2 separate regions of the Mus musculus genome follow, and region 1 is linked to region 2. A link is a loop called in an ENCODE intact Hi-C map of the cell type or tissue named here. Cell type or tissue: heart. All regions are shown on one strand.

Region 1 (8,000 bases), 49 kb before region 2:
TGGATAATGTCCGGCTGTGGGACTCTATTTGCTCCCATCCGATGCAGGAGGAAGCATCTCTGACGATGGCTGAGGAGGGCACTGACTGATCTATGAATAGAGCAGAATGTCCTTAGGAATGAGCTTATTGTTATCTTCCTTTAGTAACACAGTACTGTTTGATTTTACCTTGGGTTCCTGGGCTACCTACTGTCAGGTTTTTGGTCACCCAAGCAGCATCAGGTATGGGTTCCATCTCAAGCAGTGGGCCTGAAGTCAAATCAGACATTGGTTGGCTACTCCCACAGGGGTTGTATGTCCTATGTAGCACTTGCCCAGTCTTTGGTGCCATGCCTGTGGTTGTTTCTGGAATAAAGGGGTGCACTGAGGGGAGTGGTTAGAGCACAGATATTTATTTTGTTCACAAGGAGAGTTTCATAAGAAATTAATTTATCTCATTTCCTGGTCTATTAGGACCTAGGAAAGGGGTTTTATTGGGAGAACTCTCCAATTCCCTATTTTGTATTTGTATCCTTAATCTCTTGCAAGCGTGCATGCGAATGTGTGTGTGTGTGTGTGTGTGTGTGTGTGTGTGTGTGTGTGTGTATAATCTGTATCTAGTTTCCACCCACCAAGATGGGTTCTAGATATTTGAAACCCTACTGGGTGACCAGGAAGCAGGAAACAATGGGCATACTTTGTAGTGGCTAAGTGTAGGCCTCCCTTTGGTAGGTCAGCTGCTGGGAAGGATCTTCCTGGGGTCAGAATAAAGATGGGGTGCTTTATGAACTACCGTAATTGAATATTAATTTCATTAGTTATTTTCAAAAGAGGAATTTTATTTTTAGGTGTAATTTTTGTTTGTTTGTTTGTTTGCTTGCTTGTTTTTATATCTTCACCAATGAACCGTTAATGAGTGAAAACAGCCACTGAAGTGGGCTCTTTCATGGTTAAAATCTCAAGGTGGAAAATTCACTCTTTTGGCAGTTTCTACTCATGGTGAGAATGGTCCAGGCCCTGACTAGCAGTGTTCATTCCACCACTGTTCTCTGAATGACTGCTGTTTGGAGATGACGGTTTTTTGACATCAGCTGGAGTCCTGTTACTCCATATGCCAAAGGCCTAGACATTCCAAGGTGCCAGGGAAGCCAAGAACATTCCCCAGGACCCAGTGCATATGGAAGTGATCGAGAATGCATGCCCTGGAGAGCTGAGAAATCCAGTCTAGCTTCAGTAGGGTTCCAGTGGCCCCCGGCTTACCAACGTGACTTTAGCCCTAACAGCCTCTGAAGGACATGCGGTTAAAGTAAATGAACCGGTTCTAATTATTTCAAGCTGGTTATCACTTAAGAGCCAAGATTTCAGAATAAAAACCGACTTTCTGGAACAAGGAGAGATGGCAGGCTTAGCCTAGCTGCTTTTAGATATTACCAGGTAAATCTGAGTCCTGGCGCCACCCCTGTTATCCTTGAAGCCCTGGCAGCCTACAGACAGGCTTCTTCAGTGGCCCATGGGCTCTCTTCCACCAACCAGCAGCAATGTGCCCACCAGCCCAAGGCCTTCCTCGGCTGACACAATCCTACATGTGCTATTGGCCACAATTCCAGGGTGTTGGCTTTTGACCCTTTTTGATGCCTGAACCTTTACTGACTTTCAAAGCTAGAGGTGACGAAGACTGGGTACAAGGAAGGCTTTAGATGTGGCCTGTGTGTCCCCTGGAGCCATGTGGGTGTTGCACCTGTTTCTGTCAGCCCTGCCCTCCCTGTATGGAAGGAAGTAATCCTGTCTACTTCTTTTTCGTTTTCTATGATGATGCTATTTTCTGTTTTCTTTTTTAATTCCTTGGGGGCTTTGAGATGCCATTCCTTTGTATTAGTTGGCTAAGTCTATAGTAAGATTTTGATTCCTTTTTCATTTATTTCAGTGTATAGTTTTTGGTTGTTCTCGTCATGGTTTCTCTGGGTATTGCAACTAACAACTAAGTTTATAATTAGTGTTCAGGTCGGTAGCTATGTAGTTTTAAGAGTGCATGAAGACTTTGGTCCTATATAGCTTTTTCTCTCCTTTTTATTTTCTTTAAATCACAAATCATATGTGATATCATGGTGTTCATTCACTTATAATTATTGCTTTATAAAGTAATATTTTAAATACTATAGGCAAAATATTTTATAAAATTAAGATACTTCAACACTGAGAAAATAAGCAAAGAGGTGCTAATGGACAAAGAGGATCAAACTATGAGCACTGAAGCCATCCAAGGCCACAGCTCCTCTAAAAATGAAAGAGGGACACCCCTCAGTGCTACAGGGTCTAAGTGTTCCCTAGAGGCAAAGAGAAACCCCTGCATGTTTGTCAATTCCACACAGTTATTGGGAAGAGGAAACACAGCTGAGAAAATATCTCCATCAAGTTTCCTGTAGGAAAGTCCGGAGGCCATTTTCTTGATTAATTATTTATGTGAGAGGTCCCAATGTGTGGAGGGGGCTGTCACCCTGGACAGTGGTCCTGAGTTGTTTAAGAGAGCAGCTGAGCAAGCCAGAAGCAACTCAGTAAGCCGTGTTCCTCCAAGGTCTCTTCTTCAGTTGCCTGCAGGTTCCTGACCTGACTTTCCTCAATGATGAAGTGTCGCCTGAGTATTACAAGCTGAAATAAGTCCTTTCCTCCCCAAGTTGCTCTTAGTCATGGCATTTACTATAACAATAGAAACTAAGACAGTGGCCTTCAAAACCCAAACTCTGATCTTAAAAAAAAATAATAATCAGTAAAGCTCAATCATAGTTTTTCAGTGTTAGCTCAGAAAGGTCTGAGCTCCCCTTTCACCCGAGTGTAATTCAGAGAGACCGTGGGACAGAGATAAATGATCAAGAACCCGCTTTTCCAGCAAGCACATGGATCTTAATTGGAGCTACTGTACCAATGTATCTTAGATTACATCATCTGTAAGCGAAGGACTTGGCTTTGGAGCCTGGGAAGTACAAGATCAAGTTGCTGGTAGAGCTGGTGTCAGATAAGGGCTCCACCTCTGCCTCACAGTTGGTAGCTTGTTGCTGCTCCCTCAAATAGCAGGAGGAGCCCATAAGGCTTGCCCACCCTCTCGAGTGAACAGCCTTCTAAAGGCCCAGAGTCTTATGCAATCACATTGGCCCCAAGTCCCACCTTCTGACTGGATTCCAGAGGAACATTTGGACCACAGCACCATGTTTGTGTTTCCGTGGACAGTGTCTGGTTTAGTGGCCACAGATGATCTGTGGAACACTTGTCCAGGCGTCCAGCTATCTGCTGTGCCATGATGGGTTTGTGGTGTCATTTGCTTGGCACACATTTATTTTCTTGATGCTGGGGATTCAATCCAGAGCTGTGTATATGCTATGGAAGTATTCTACCATTGAGCCACATCCCAACCCACATCACCGGTTTTCTTCAGTGTCTGAGGGATGCCCCATTACTCCTCTGGGTACCTTTCCTGGTCTGTCTGACAAAGGATAAGGACTCTGAGGAATTCTCACTTTCCATTTGGATCTGATGGAGCTCGCAAGTTTACGCGAAGAGCCAGAGAGCCTCAGCTTGTCCTGAAGGGATGCACACGTGTCCTGTGCTTTCAATTGGATGTCTTTGTATTCTTATGGTGAATATGAATGAATCTCGTGGTGGAACATGCCCCTCACTGGTACATTATCTTGCAGGACTATGAAAAAAGAACCATTAACGCACGCCTCATGTCTCCTCCAGGAAACCGCACCTGAGCCTCTCCTGCTTCGGCCTGTCTGAGTATCCCTGAGCCCACATGCTTTTTCATTATTATGAATACACAGAAACACTTATTTGTTCGGGAACAGAAAAGCTGTAGTCAGACCTGTCTGCCTGCGTTTCTGTGTATTTAGCTAGGGAGGTCTTAGTGGGAGATAAAGGGCTTCCTGCCTGGGCTGGGCTGGGCTGGTCCAGCAGCGCTCTTCTTCCTCTGGGACCCGCTGTTGGAAAGATGGGCCCAGAACATCAAAGGTCAGAGGAAAAGTTTCTCCCTCAGCTGCAGCCAGGAAGCTGTCCTTTGCTGAGGAAGCCAGAGAACAAAGGGAACTCTACTCACTGGGAAGGAACTGTGGGCCTGCCTTAGCTCTGTGCTTCTATTTTTAGTTACACATGGGTATCTCTGCAGAGTCCATGAAACCACCTTCTCAGTACAGCAGAGGATATTTAGGCAGATTTGGGGATTGTTTCATCTGCAGGCCAGAAACCTTTATTTCCTCTAATAACAATATTTTTAAAAGGGACTGGGAAATGCTTCCATATGCAAAGAGGACAACGAGAACATAGTCCTGTGTGACAAAGAAACAACCGCGAAGAAAAATGAGTAAATTATTTCACATTACTTAAAAAACAATGAAAAATATCGGAATTCTATGAAGAATGTTATGCTGTAAATCTAATTCTGGTCCAGGAGTGACTCTACTCGTGCTTCACTTCGTGAGAGAGTGGCTTGATGCTCCCTGCACTCTGTGTGGCTTCCCGTTCCACAGGGCAGTAGTAGCCTGTGGCCCTGGGCCCAGTGGAGATGACTGTAGCTGCTGTGCCCCAGTTCTTGGCATAAACACAAGCAGTTCCGTGGCTCCCTGGGAACTGCTTCCTATCTCCTTGGTTGTTTGCCCTCCTATAACCCGGTCTTTGTCCTCAGATACTCCTGGTGTCCCACGCTACTCCACATCACACAGCACCTCTCCCTCTCCAGGCAGCACAACACCTAGGGGCTCTGTGGGTGGCTGTGCCTTCTAGACCTCACGAAGAAAGGAGCTGCTTCTGGCCCACTTTCTTTTTTTTTTTTTTTTTTTTTTTTTCCATTTTTTATTAGGTATTTAGCTCATTTACATTTCCAATGCTATACCAAAAGTCCCCCTTACCCACCCACCCCCACTCCCCTACCCACCCACTCCCCCCCTTTGGCCCTGGCGTTCCCCTGTACCGGGGCACACAAAGTCTGCGTGTCCAATGGGCCTCTCTTTCCAGTGATGGCCGACTAGGCCATCTTTTGATACATATGCAGCTAGAGTCAAGAGCTCAGGGGTACTGGTTAGTTCATAATGTTGTTCCACCTATAGGGTTGAAGATCCCTTTAGCTCCTTGGGTACTTTCTCTAGCTCCTCCATTGGGAGCCCTGTGATCCATCCATTAGCTGACTGTGAGCATCCACTTCTGTGTTTGCTAGGCCCCGGCATAGTCTCACAAGAGACAGCTACATCTGGGTCCTTTCAGTAAAATCTTGCTAGTGTATGCAATGGTGTCAGCATTTGGAAGCTGATTATGGGGTGGATCCCTGGATATGGCAGTCTCTACATGGTCCATCCTTTCATCTCAGCTCCATACTTTGTTTCTGTAACTCCTTCCATGGGTGTTTTGTTCCCACTTCTAAGGAGGGGCATAGTGTCCACACTTCAGTCTTCATTTTTCTTGAGTTTCATGTGTTTAGGAAATTGTATCTTATATCGTGGGTATCCTAGGTTTTGGGCTAGTATCCACTTATCAGTGAGTACATATTGTGTGAGTTCCTTTGTGATTGTGTTACCTCACTCAGGATGATGCTCTCCAGGTCCATCCATTTGGCTAGGAATTTCATAAATTCATTCTTTTTAATAGCTGAGTAGTACTCCATTGTGTAGATGTACCACATTTTCTGTATCCATTCCTCTGTTGAGGGGCATCTGGGTTCTTTCCAGTTTCTGGCTATTATAAATAAGGCTGCTATGAACATAGTGGAGCATGTGTCCTTCTTACCAGTTGGGGCTTCTTCTGGATATATGCCCAGGAGAGGTATTGCTGGATCCTCCGGTAGTACTATGTCCAATTTTCTGAGGAACCGCCAGACTGATTTCCAGAGTGGTTGTACAAGCCTGCAATCCCACCAACAATGGAGGAGTGTTCCTCTTTCTCCACATCCTCGCCAGCATCTGCTGTCACCTGAATTTTTGATCTTAGCCATTCTCACTGGTGTGAGGTGGAATCTCAGGGTTGTTTTGATTTGCATTTCCCTGATGATTAAGGATGTTGAACATTTTTTCAGGTGCTTCTCTGCCATTCGGTATTCCTCAGGTGAGAATTCTTTGTTCAGTTCTGAGCCCCATTTTTTAAGGGGGTTATTTGATTTTCTGAGGTCCACCTTCTTGAGTTCTTTATATATGTTGGATATTAGTCCCCTATCTGATTTAGGATAGGTAAAGATCCTTTCCCAGTCTGTTGGTGGTCTTTTTGTCTTATAGACAGTGTCTTTTGCCTTGCAGAAACTTTGGAGTTTCATTAGGTCCCATTTGTCAATTCTCGATCTTACAGTACAAGCCATTGCTGTTCTGTTCAGGAATTTTTCCCCTGTGCCCATATCTTCAAGGCTTTTCCCCACTTTCTCCTCTATAAGTTTCAGTGTCTCTGGTTTTATGTGAAGTTCCTTGATCCACTTAGATTTGACCTTAGTACAAGGAGATAAGTATGGATCGATTCGCATTCTTCTACATGATAACAACCAGTTGTGCCAGCACCAATTGTTGAAAATGCTGTCTTTCTTCCACTGGATGGTTTTAGCTCCCTTGTCGAAGATCAAGTGACCATAGGTGTGTGGGTTCATTTCTGGGTCTTCAATTCTATTCCATTGGTCCACTTGTCTGTCTCTATACCAGTACCATGCAGTTTTTATCACAATTGCTCTGTAGTAAAGCTTTAGGTCAGGCATGGTGATTCCACCAGAGGTTCTTTTATCCTTGAGAAGAGTTTTTGCTATCCTCGGTTTTTTGTTATTCCAGATGAATTTGCAAATTGCTCCTTCTAATTCGTTGAAGAATTGAGTTGGAATTTTAATGGGGATTGCATTGAATCTGTAGATTGCTTTTGGCAAGATAGCCATTTTTACAATGTTGGTCCTTCTGGCCCACTTTCAAATAGACACTTAGTACTCCACAGTTGGCTCTTACCTTTTGAGTGATGTTTTTAATAAGGCTGCTTTTAATTCAAGTATCTATTTTGATGAACTTCATAATTAAGAGGGGGAAAAAAAAACCTTGCAGCTAGAAAACATCACACACCAAGAATAACCAGACCCAAAGTCTATGTATTTCAATGAACTTTTAATAAGTTAGAATATCTAGGGTTTTGTTGTTGTTGTTTGTTTTTGTTTTGTGTGTGTGTTTGTGTGTGCTTTTGTTTCTGTTTTTTGTTTGTTTGGTTTTGTTTTTGTTCTTTGAGACAGGTTTTTTTTTCTGTGTAACCCTGGCTATCCTGGTACTCACTCTGTAGAACAGGCTGGCCTCGAACTCAGAAATTCATCTGCCTCTGCCTCCCGAGTGCTGGGATTAAAGGTGTGCGCCACCGCTGCCCGAGAATATCTGTTATGAGGCCGTGACGCTTCACGCTGGAGGTTAACCTTTTCGCTATCGGATGTGTTGTTATGCGGTTATTCACCACTAACACCGAAATTCCATGACACAATTAGATCTAGAAAATCAGTGAGCTTTATACCATACATCGGTGTCGTTTTTTCAGATGCTGGCATGCACATCTGTTTGTAGCTGTTCTCAGTTTGTGGGTCATGACCCCTTTGGGGGTCACATATTAGATATCCTGCATATCAGATAGTTATGTCACAATTCATAACAATAGCAAAATTAAAGTAGCAATGACAATAATTTTTTGGTTGGGGATCACCACAACATGAGGGACTGTATTAAAAGGCTGCAGCATTATGAAGGTTGAGGACCACTGGTTTAAGCCATAATTTTGCCTTTTCCAAATTGATTTGGTTTTATTAGAGTGATGAAGAATCCTTAATATCTCTGACCTTGAATTATATTAGCTTGCCTTTGTGAGCTCTTAAATTAACCATAACTGAAGAAATACCCTGGAGTTGTAATACTTACTCCAGTTTCAGTATCAGTGTCAGAAGCCAGAAAATATTCTAAAGCTCACATTGGGAAACATGGTTAGGTTTTGCAGACTTAACAGAATTTCTGTACCAAGATAGTTAATTTTTATAATTTTTAGTATAT
Region 2 (8,000 bases):
ATCATGATGTCTCATGACGCTCACTCATAGTCATGGAGGTGGCAAGAAATTCAGGGGAAGAGAAGATGGCATCTGAGCCAGATATCCAAGAAAGGAGGAATACAGTACTCAATGCCCAAGGCCCTGCTGACTGACCCGATACTTATCAAAGGGTCTAGTAAATGGCAGTTACCTGTTAGTCCTCACAGTGGGCTATAAATTCTTAGAGGCAGAAATAGCCACACATCTCTTAGACCCTTAGAGTATTTGTAATAGCTGCTGAAGCAATGTGTCCTAAAATCATGAGTGGAGCAGGAGGCCAGGTTCTGACCTTGATCCCTTCTCTCAGTTGCTAAGTGATCTCCAACTCGGACCTTCCTTTTAGCTGTTGAGGTCCCCACGATACAGCTTGATCATTTTATCTTGTCACCAGTAAAGATGGAGCTATCTGCCATCTTTTACACAATATGCGTTACCTCTGTATACTGACAGAGATATAGAGTCAAGCCACTATCTCCTGAAACAGAAAGGAACATAGCACTTAATTCTCCTGTGGACAAAGATACTGTATAGATATCCTTCACGTAACTTTCAAGGAACCCTTGGAGGAAGCAAAGATGTCCCTCTAGTTTTACAACTGCATAGAGCCAGGGCAGCAAGCAAGAACTGGGGTGCGATGGCCAGCTAGCATGCCTCCAAACCTTCTCCATGTCCCTTACCCCATTGTGGCTCTCCAGGTCTCAGATGTCCTCATTTCTTTATCAGTGGAAACAGGAATGGAACACTGATTGAGAATTGGTCATGTTTATTTATCGCTGTGAGTCCAATAGAGTTGATGTCTTACCTTTCAGAGTAAGACTTGAAGCTCTTTCACTAAACTGTTCTACCCAACCGCAACCGGTTTTGCTTGTCTCTACAGACCTTCTCAACACTTTAAAGAAATCCTTTTTGTGTTTGTAGTCTAAGGTTCTCCACAATCGATAGAACTTTACAAAAGCAAGAAATGTACCCAGGCAGTTTCAGAGATGACAAGCAGGGCTCTCTGCCTTCCCCATTCCCTGAGACTTCTTTCCGCCCCTCATGTGGCTGTGCACCTCTTGTTTACAGGGCTGAGTACAAGGAGTATTATGAGTCCAGGGACTTGAAAGCCTTCTCCGCAGAGCCTCTGCTCATCTACCCTACGCACTACACAGGCCAGCCAGGCTATCTGAGCGACACAGAAACGTCAACCATCTGGGACAATGAGACAGTGGCCACTGACTGGGACAGGACACACTCCTGGAAATCCCGGAAGCAAGGACACATCCGCAGCACCGCCAAGAACACGGAAGCACTTCCACCGCCAACTTCCCTGGACACTGTGCCTTCAAGAGACGAACTCTGAAAGCTTCCTGGGTGTGTGGTCTGCAAGGTTCATCACTGTCTGGATTTTCTAAAGGGCTACTCATCTGTTTGCTCCAGTTTGGGGTTTTGTTTTGTAGAGATGGCAGTCATCTAATCAAGTGGTTTGATGTGACTCATCAAAATTATATCATTTGTATAGTGAAGAACAGAGAAATTAAAAACCAAATTCCCTAGGAAGCCATTACTGGAATATCTAGGTTAAACTTCAGTCCAAATGCCCAGTTCTGCTCACTAGCTAGAGAATGCGGTTAGCCACACTGGTGTGGCAACATGGCTCATATTCTCATCCAAGAAATGGCACCCCAAGCTGTCACATCAGTAAGTGAGCAGTCAACACAGACAAGCCAGTGGACCTTGTTTACTAATCTAAGTGGTCCATTTTATGTGGCAGATGTGACCCTGAAATCATCAAGCCATCTAGACTACATTTATTCATCTAATTGATGTGACCTTGAAAACTGTACTATGTAACAAGTGTCTGGGAATGGGGAAACCAAACCATTAATTGGGCTTTTATTCAAAGGAGCTCTGTCATGAGTTTGTTGCAAAGTGGATGTTTTCTTCTTGGCTTTATTATCCCATGGAGTGAGAGCTGGAGCGATGGCTCAGTGGTTATTATCCAATGGAGTACGTAACTGGCTTGGGTAGCGACATGGGCTCTTGACCATCATGGCAGCTAGAGTGTTCATCAAAATGTCTAGGTGCCATGTGGCTATAATATTTAGATATTTATGGGGGAAAGATCTAAACCCTTGGCATTTGTATTGTGGCTTAAGTCCAATATGTCTATTTATAAAAAACTGTAATATATACAGGTTGTGAGGGATGGGGTGACCCAGAACCTCACACCTTATATGTCACCCCTTCGCCTGGGGAGGAACTGCAGGTGTGAGTGTAATAAGTCACTGTTGATGAGTTTAATAAGTCACTGTTGAGGGTCAGAATACATTTCAGCCTCACACTTGTCCTCGTTTTGGATTTTCATTATATTCTGAATTATTTATTTTACCAAAGTGGAAAAACCATCGTCTGTAGGGTGAAGCAAGCAGAGGAACAGATGTCTCAGACTCTCACTGCACACTGGGCAATGTCAGTATTGACACGTGAGTCTGCGCATCTGAATTGCCTGAATTTCCCAGCTTGGCTTTTGCAGGGAAGACCGCTGGTGAGAAGCTAACCAGTTAGGAGTAACTTATTCTCCAGTGGATATATAAGACACTGGCCTAGACAATAGATTTAAGTCAACGATCCACAGCTCTCAGAGCCAAAAATCCTAATTAGACACCTTTCTCCAAAAAAGTCCCCTAAAACTTTTTCCTAATTCTTCATAGGTAATTTAATGTCAGGTGCAATGCTGGACTGTGTCACACACAGTGTCAGGATTCCCAGCCAGCTGTTGAGAGTGCTTGTGGTGCTTCACCTCAGCCACCCTTCCTTCCTGGGTATGATTCAGGCTTCTTGACTGAAGCTGAGAAACCAGGCTTATCCAGCCCCAGCTTGTGTCTTCTCATCTAGAGAAAAAGAGAAGAGCATTAAGGAGCTCATGAGGAACCCTAAGTGGTTCCTAAGGTCTCCTTGGGTGTTCGGTATTTTGTTTGTGATTTGAATGTGTGCAAGAATGCCTGGCTTTAACTGTGTATTTTATAGGAGTGGGAGGTGGCTGGGGCACTGGAAGTGAAGGGAGACTGAGTTATGTTTTGTGTTGTTGTTGTTTTTGTTGTTTTCGTTTCTGTTGCTGTCTTAATGGGTAACTTTCTCCCGTTTGCCCTGTCAGCTGGTCTGACGGATTTAAGAATTTTCATTCTTAAAAGACATTGGATTTCAAAGTTTGAATTCTAGATTAGGACCTTTTCTAACTGTGAATAAAGTTCTGGTTCTGTTAGTCTAGCCCAGCCTGTGTTTCTGCCTGCTCAGATTTGAGTCCCTTGTAATATTCTTGTGAACTATTACGAACTGCGAATCTAGCACTTTAAAAAGCCATCTTTTTAGCAATCCAGATAGCTTGCCAAGCCTCCCTTCTGCTCTTCAACTTAGACACTGGCCATTGCGGTGAGTGACACTTGAGGCCTTCGGTACAGAGCTCTGTCTCTGGCCCTGGAGCCCGCTCTTGGTGCCTGAGAGGCTGAAGCCCATGCAGATTCCTCTCAGGATCCAAACTGTGATCTTCTGAGGGAAAAGCCTGACCTTGATAGTGTAAGCACTGCCCTGTGGGCTGCCCCCTGCAGTCTGCAGAAGACTCATCCTTGGCATCCCTTGGGCACTTGAAGGAGTGGGCATCCACATACCCTGGTCTGTCTTGCTGTACTGTTTCAGCATAGGGAAGAGACCAGCTGCCTTCTGGAGCTCTCCATATAAATAAAAGCAAATGTTCTAAATTCCTAAATTATGCTTGCTGCTTGGCTCTTCAAACCCTTGCCACTGACCAACACTACCAGGACTGCCACATCTGCATCAGTGTTGAAAACCAGAGAGCATCCGGAACTGTCATGGGATCCCAAGGCAAATGAGACAGGGCAGCTACTGCCCTGCCCATGCTGTGGGAGCTGCTGTGGGCAGATGAGTAGCATTATGCAAGCTGGCAGGGATTATACCATATGTTCAAGGCAGAAGAGTCCCCCTAGAGGAAGTTGAGGGTATGCCATATGTTCAAGGCAGAAGTGTCCCCCTAGAGGAAATTGAGGGTATGCCATATGTTCAAGGCAGAGTGCTCACTGTTGTGCTAACACGTGGTCTATCTAACCATTCAAAGATAAAATGGTAGGGAGAATGACTCTAGTATTTCAAATCAAATCTCCGCCCCCGCCCCAAGTCTCCAGAACCATGTGTGAGCATGACCTGGTTTCAGGCCCTGTTTGGGGAATGGAAACTCTCAGGAGGCAAGGGCAGGTGCCCACCTTTGTGGGAATCCAGTCAATTTAGGAACCACACAGGCAGGTAGCTGTATTTCAGAGACTAAAAGGGGGGAAAGTGGGTTCTAGCATCCTAGAGGATTGGAGCTGCTTTTTCAGCACAGTGGAAGGAGGGCCTGTGAAAGACCATCCAGCGTTAATGGGAGGATGGGTGGGAGTGTTGGGTCCAATGATGGAACTGGACAGAGGTAATGCCGACAAGCTGACTTGCTTACATACTGATTGTGAAGACAGAGGCTGCTGTTTGGGGAGGAAGTCTAGGATTCTAGGTTTGGTTCCTGTCTGGACAGACAGTGAAGATGCTTCTGGGATAAGATTGGTGCCTGAAGCCAGAAAGGTTCCCATTCGGGCACAAACCTGTTGATCTTACTATTTCTCTTTACGGTTGGAACAAGTGAGTAAGGATGACATCCCAGGAGGCTTTCCACAGTGTATGCCTTCACATCCTCCAGCAAACAAAGCCGTATGAATAAGCAAGGATCGTCTCTTCATCAAGGATTGCTGCAGGGGAGGCCTTCATCGTAAAGAGCCATGCCCAAATTTACAAGAGAGGGCATTTTCTCTTCCAAGTCCTCCATATTCTCTTGACACCCACACTGAATCAGACTCTGAGTCACCCACTCTGAGTTCAGCCCATCCAGGACTCCATGTTTTCTCTTCCTGTGGACCAGAATCCTGGTTCCTCACTCCTAGCGGTATGCAGATGGTGCCTGGTACATAGGAGACCAGGAACCACAACATTCATCCCAGACTCTGCTGTTTCTCCTTCTGGAAAGCCATGGGCTGTGGACCACCATCCTGTCTTTGTCTTGACTCCTCTGAGTGGCAGACATGCCAGCTGTGCCCACGCACCCCCGCAGGGGGCAGGACACAATGACACCACAGTGTGTTTGAGATACTCTTTCCAACCAAGGAGGGGAAGGGAATGATCCACAAGCGATCGATTGCCTTGACTGATATCAATCAAAATAAAGCTGAAATGAGGCAGAGGTCTTGAGAAGACGAAATGGAATGACTTACACCAGAGGACAGGCAGCCCTGGAGTTTGTCGGTATGGTCATACAGAGTTTCGCAGGGCTCTTTTCTCCAGAAACAACCTGCTGCCTCAGGGACATTCTCCTAAGTGTGGCTGAGAGATGAAGCCGGAAGGTGAAAGGACTCGTAGGGTCCTCTGTGAACCTCAGGTGACAGACCCCTCAGCACAGGGCAGCTGAGGCAAGGAAGAAAAGCCTAGGGTTTTCTGTTTGCCTGCTTGGAGAACGGTGGTGGCTTTAGTAATCATGCTACCAAAGACTGCACGGAAAATGGCACCTCCTCTCATGACAAGGACAGGAAAAGATGAACTTGCTTTAGTGTTTAGGAAGAAATGTTGATGGAAGTGTTAGACACTGGGTGGGACCTAAGGGTCAATGGTGAGCTATGCCATTCAAATTTGGGGAGACAGGAGGCTGACTTCCTCTCTGCCCTATGAATTTACTATAAATTCTCTCCTGCCCCCCTTCTCCATCCATGTGTGTGTGTGTGTGTGTGTATCTTTGTCCGTGTGTGTGTTTGCTTTCTTTCTCCCACTGCGCATGTTCATAATTAAAATGGTCTCACGTGGGCTGCCTCTACCACACCAATGATGCTGCTCCTGCTCAAACCTGGAGCCATCCTTCCCCTGACCTGAGAAGGGCAGGAAGGTGGAACGAAGAATCATCTAAGAATCAATTCTCTGGACTTTTTGAATAATCTACATTTGTTCTTAGACCCCGCCCTAGTTTCTTCAGCTTAGTTTCCCCTGAAATGGGTGTGGAAGTCAAAGGCCATGTGGGAACACTTCCAAGGTCTGAAGGGCATCTGCTTAGAAGCCCCTGGGGACCTTAAGAGAGCTCCTCTGCACAGTCCCCAGCCCAGCGCTGTCCAGAATCACGATCCTGGAAGAAAGATGCCCTTTGGGCTGCAGTGGACAGCTTTCTGTTTCTTATAAGTTGTCAGTGAAGATGGGGAACCAGACGTGTGGAACGGGCATGCATGCAGACTGCAGCTGACTCGCCAGAGTGCTGCTGGTGTGAGCAGCAAGGTTTGAACTGCTATTCTAAACCAGCATGGTAGTGTGAAGACTTGAAGAGGATTGTATGATTGTTCAACCTGGCCATGCAGGAGGAAACCAAGCGGATTTGAGGGGAGGGACTACCCATGAGTGGAGAGGAAAGTGGGAGCCTGCACAGCAAAGTCCTCATGCCAGAGGGATCTCTGAGACAGAACGACAGGACAAGAGGAGAAAAGAGAGTGCCAGGCCATGCTTGGAGGTAGTGATCTTGGTGCAGAGACTGGACAGGAAAGCAAGCAAGTGGAAACCAGTGGCAGAAGGCAGGTTTAATGGTAGTGGTACCAGCCTAGTCTTTAAATTGACCACTTTATCCTTAATCCTACCACAGTGGGAAGCTGAGGTGAGCTTAGGCCTGTGATGAAATGGTGGGACAGGAGTAACCTGGATTCAGGCATGCGAATGCCTTTGGCGCCAAAGCCCCTTCCTACAGAAAGAGGCAGAGATTATTCTCACAGAAGAGGACCCAGGAGTGAGCAAGGTTCTCCCTACAGGTCTGCAGATGCAGAGGGCATCCAGGAAGGTGGGGGCCCTCAGAGGGACACTCCAGCACAGGGCTCAGCTCGCCTGTCAAAGGTCCTCACTTGCAAAGCCTGAAGGCTGGCCAGGGAGGCTGCGCAGAGCCCACATGCCTGTCTTCATGAGTCTCTCTGGATCACAGACAAGAAACAAGCTGCCAGAGCCCCAGATGTGCTCCAACTCCGTGAGTCAGACAGCAGCAGCAGCAGGCTAAGATTTTTCCAGGGTGCTGTTCCACACATGGAAGCTCTACCCCTGTGATTTTCCCGTCTGGAATGGGGGCTGCTCCCCCAGCCAAGAATGTTGGGGCTCCCTTGCCCTGGGCCTGAAGGAAGACTGCAGCCAGCTGAGACTGCACTCAAATGAAGAGCTTTTTGTGCACGCTCTCTCACTCTGAATAAACCTCGAGGGATAGGAGTGCCTGTCAGTTACCGCTTCTCAGCTAAGGCAATGCTAAGTATAGAACTTGCCTAAGGTAGTAAGCGACCAGGGAGCCTGTCTTCCCAGCAGTCCGATCTGCGCTCTCCCCCCCCCCCCCCCCCCCCCGCACAACACAAACTGCAAACTACAGCCCCAACAAAATGTCTGATAGCTCTAGCTCTCTCTCTCCCTCTCTCTGATATATCTGATATACTAATTATTCAAAAAGTTATCAAATAGACATACCGTAGTGTACATTCTCAGATAAGAGTCTGTTGAAGGCTTGGCTGTCTGCTGTCATATAAATGAGGATCATGGATGTCTGAGAGAAAACTATCATTTAGGATTGCTTCCATTTCAAATCCGGCACCTTGATTTTTCGGAAGAAGCCATGAAAGCACTTCAGAAAGCGCTTCAGTCATCTCTTGTGTGAGATGATGTCCTAGCACTCACTTGGGCACAGGCCTGGACCTATGATGCAGCATAGGTTCTGCTCATTAGTGATGGAGGGGCATGACGCTTCCTCATGGGGAGTTGTGATAAAGGGCTGGGGCCAGTCACTGAGCAGAGAGGACAAGAGTCTGGGACGGTCTAGGTCTGGCTCTCCCAGATAGGCCAGACTTGGCTTCACAGTGAAGTCCTTCATGTTGATACCCCTCTCAAAGGGGCGAGGGAAGAGG

Evidence for each region. Peaks named below come from ENCODE experiments on the same cell type or tissue, not always from the same donor. Only the 100,000 strongest peaks of a DNase experiment are listed, where the experiment ranks them.
Region 1: a loop joins it to region 2, with 2.1 times the contacts of the local background. A loop is called at or near these places in 3 of 42 quality-filtered maps.

What each region holds. Positions count from the first base shown.
Region 1 is chr1:152,457,997-152,465,996 of GRCm38, forward strand. The region is part of intron 1 of Colgalt2 (collagen beta(1-O)galactosyltransferase 2); the gene reads left to right. Among named protein-coding and RNA genes, the nearest start is that of Colgalt2, 62 kb to the left of the region's middle. In heart, no CTCF peak of the experiment used is centred here; DNase peaks (open chromatin) are centred at 3,135, 3,995 and 4,575; H3K27ac peaks cover 2,271 bases.
Region 2 is chr1:152,507,426-152,515,425 of GRCm38, forward strand. Colgalt2 (collagen beta(1-O)galactosyltransferase 2) reads left to right here. Exons shown (of 12, transcript NM_177756.4): 12 at 1,087-3,270. The coding sequence ends at 1,363. Among named protein-coding and RNA genes, the nearest start is that of Gm51749, 29 kb to the right of the region's middle. In heart, a CTCF peak has its summit at 4,033; DNase peaks (open chromatin) are centred at 3,996 and 7,076; H3K27ac peaks cover 515 bases.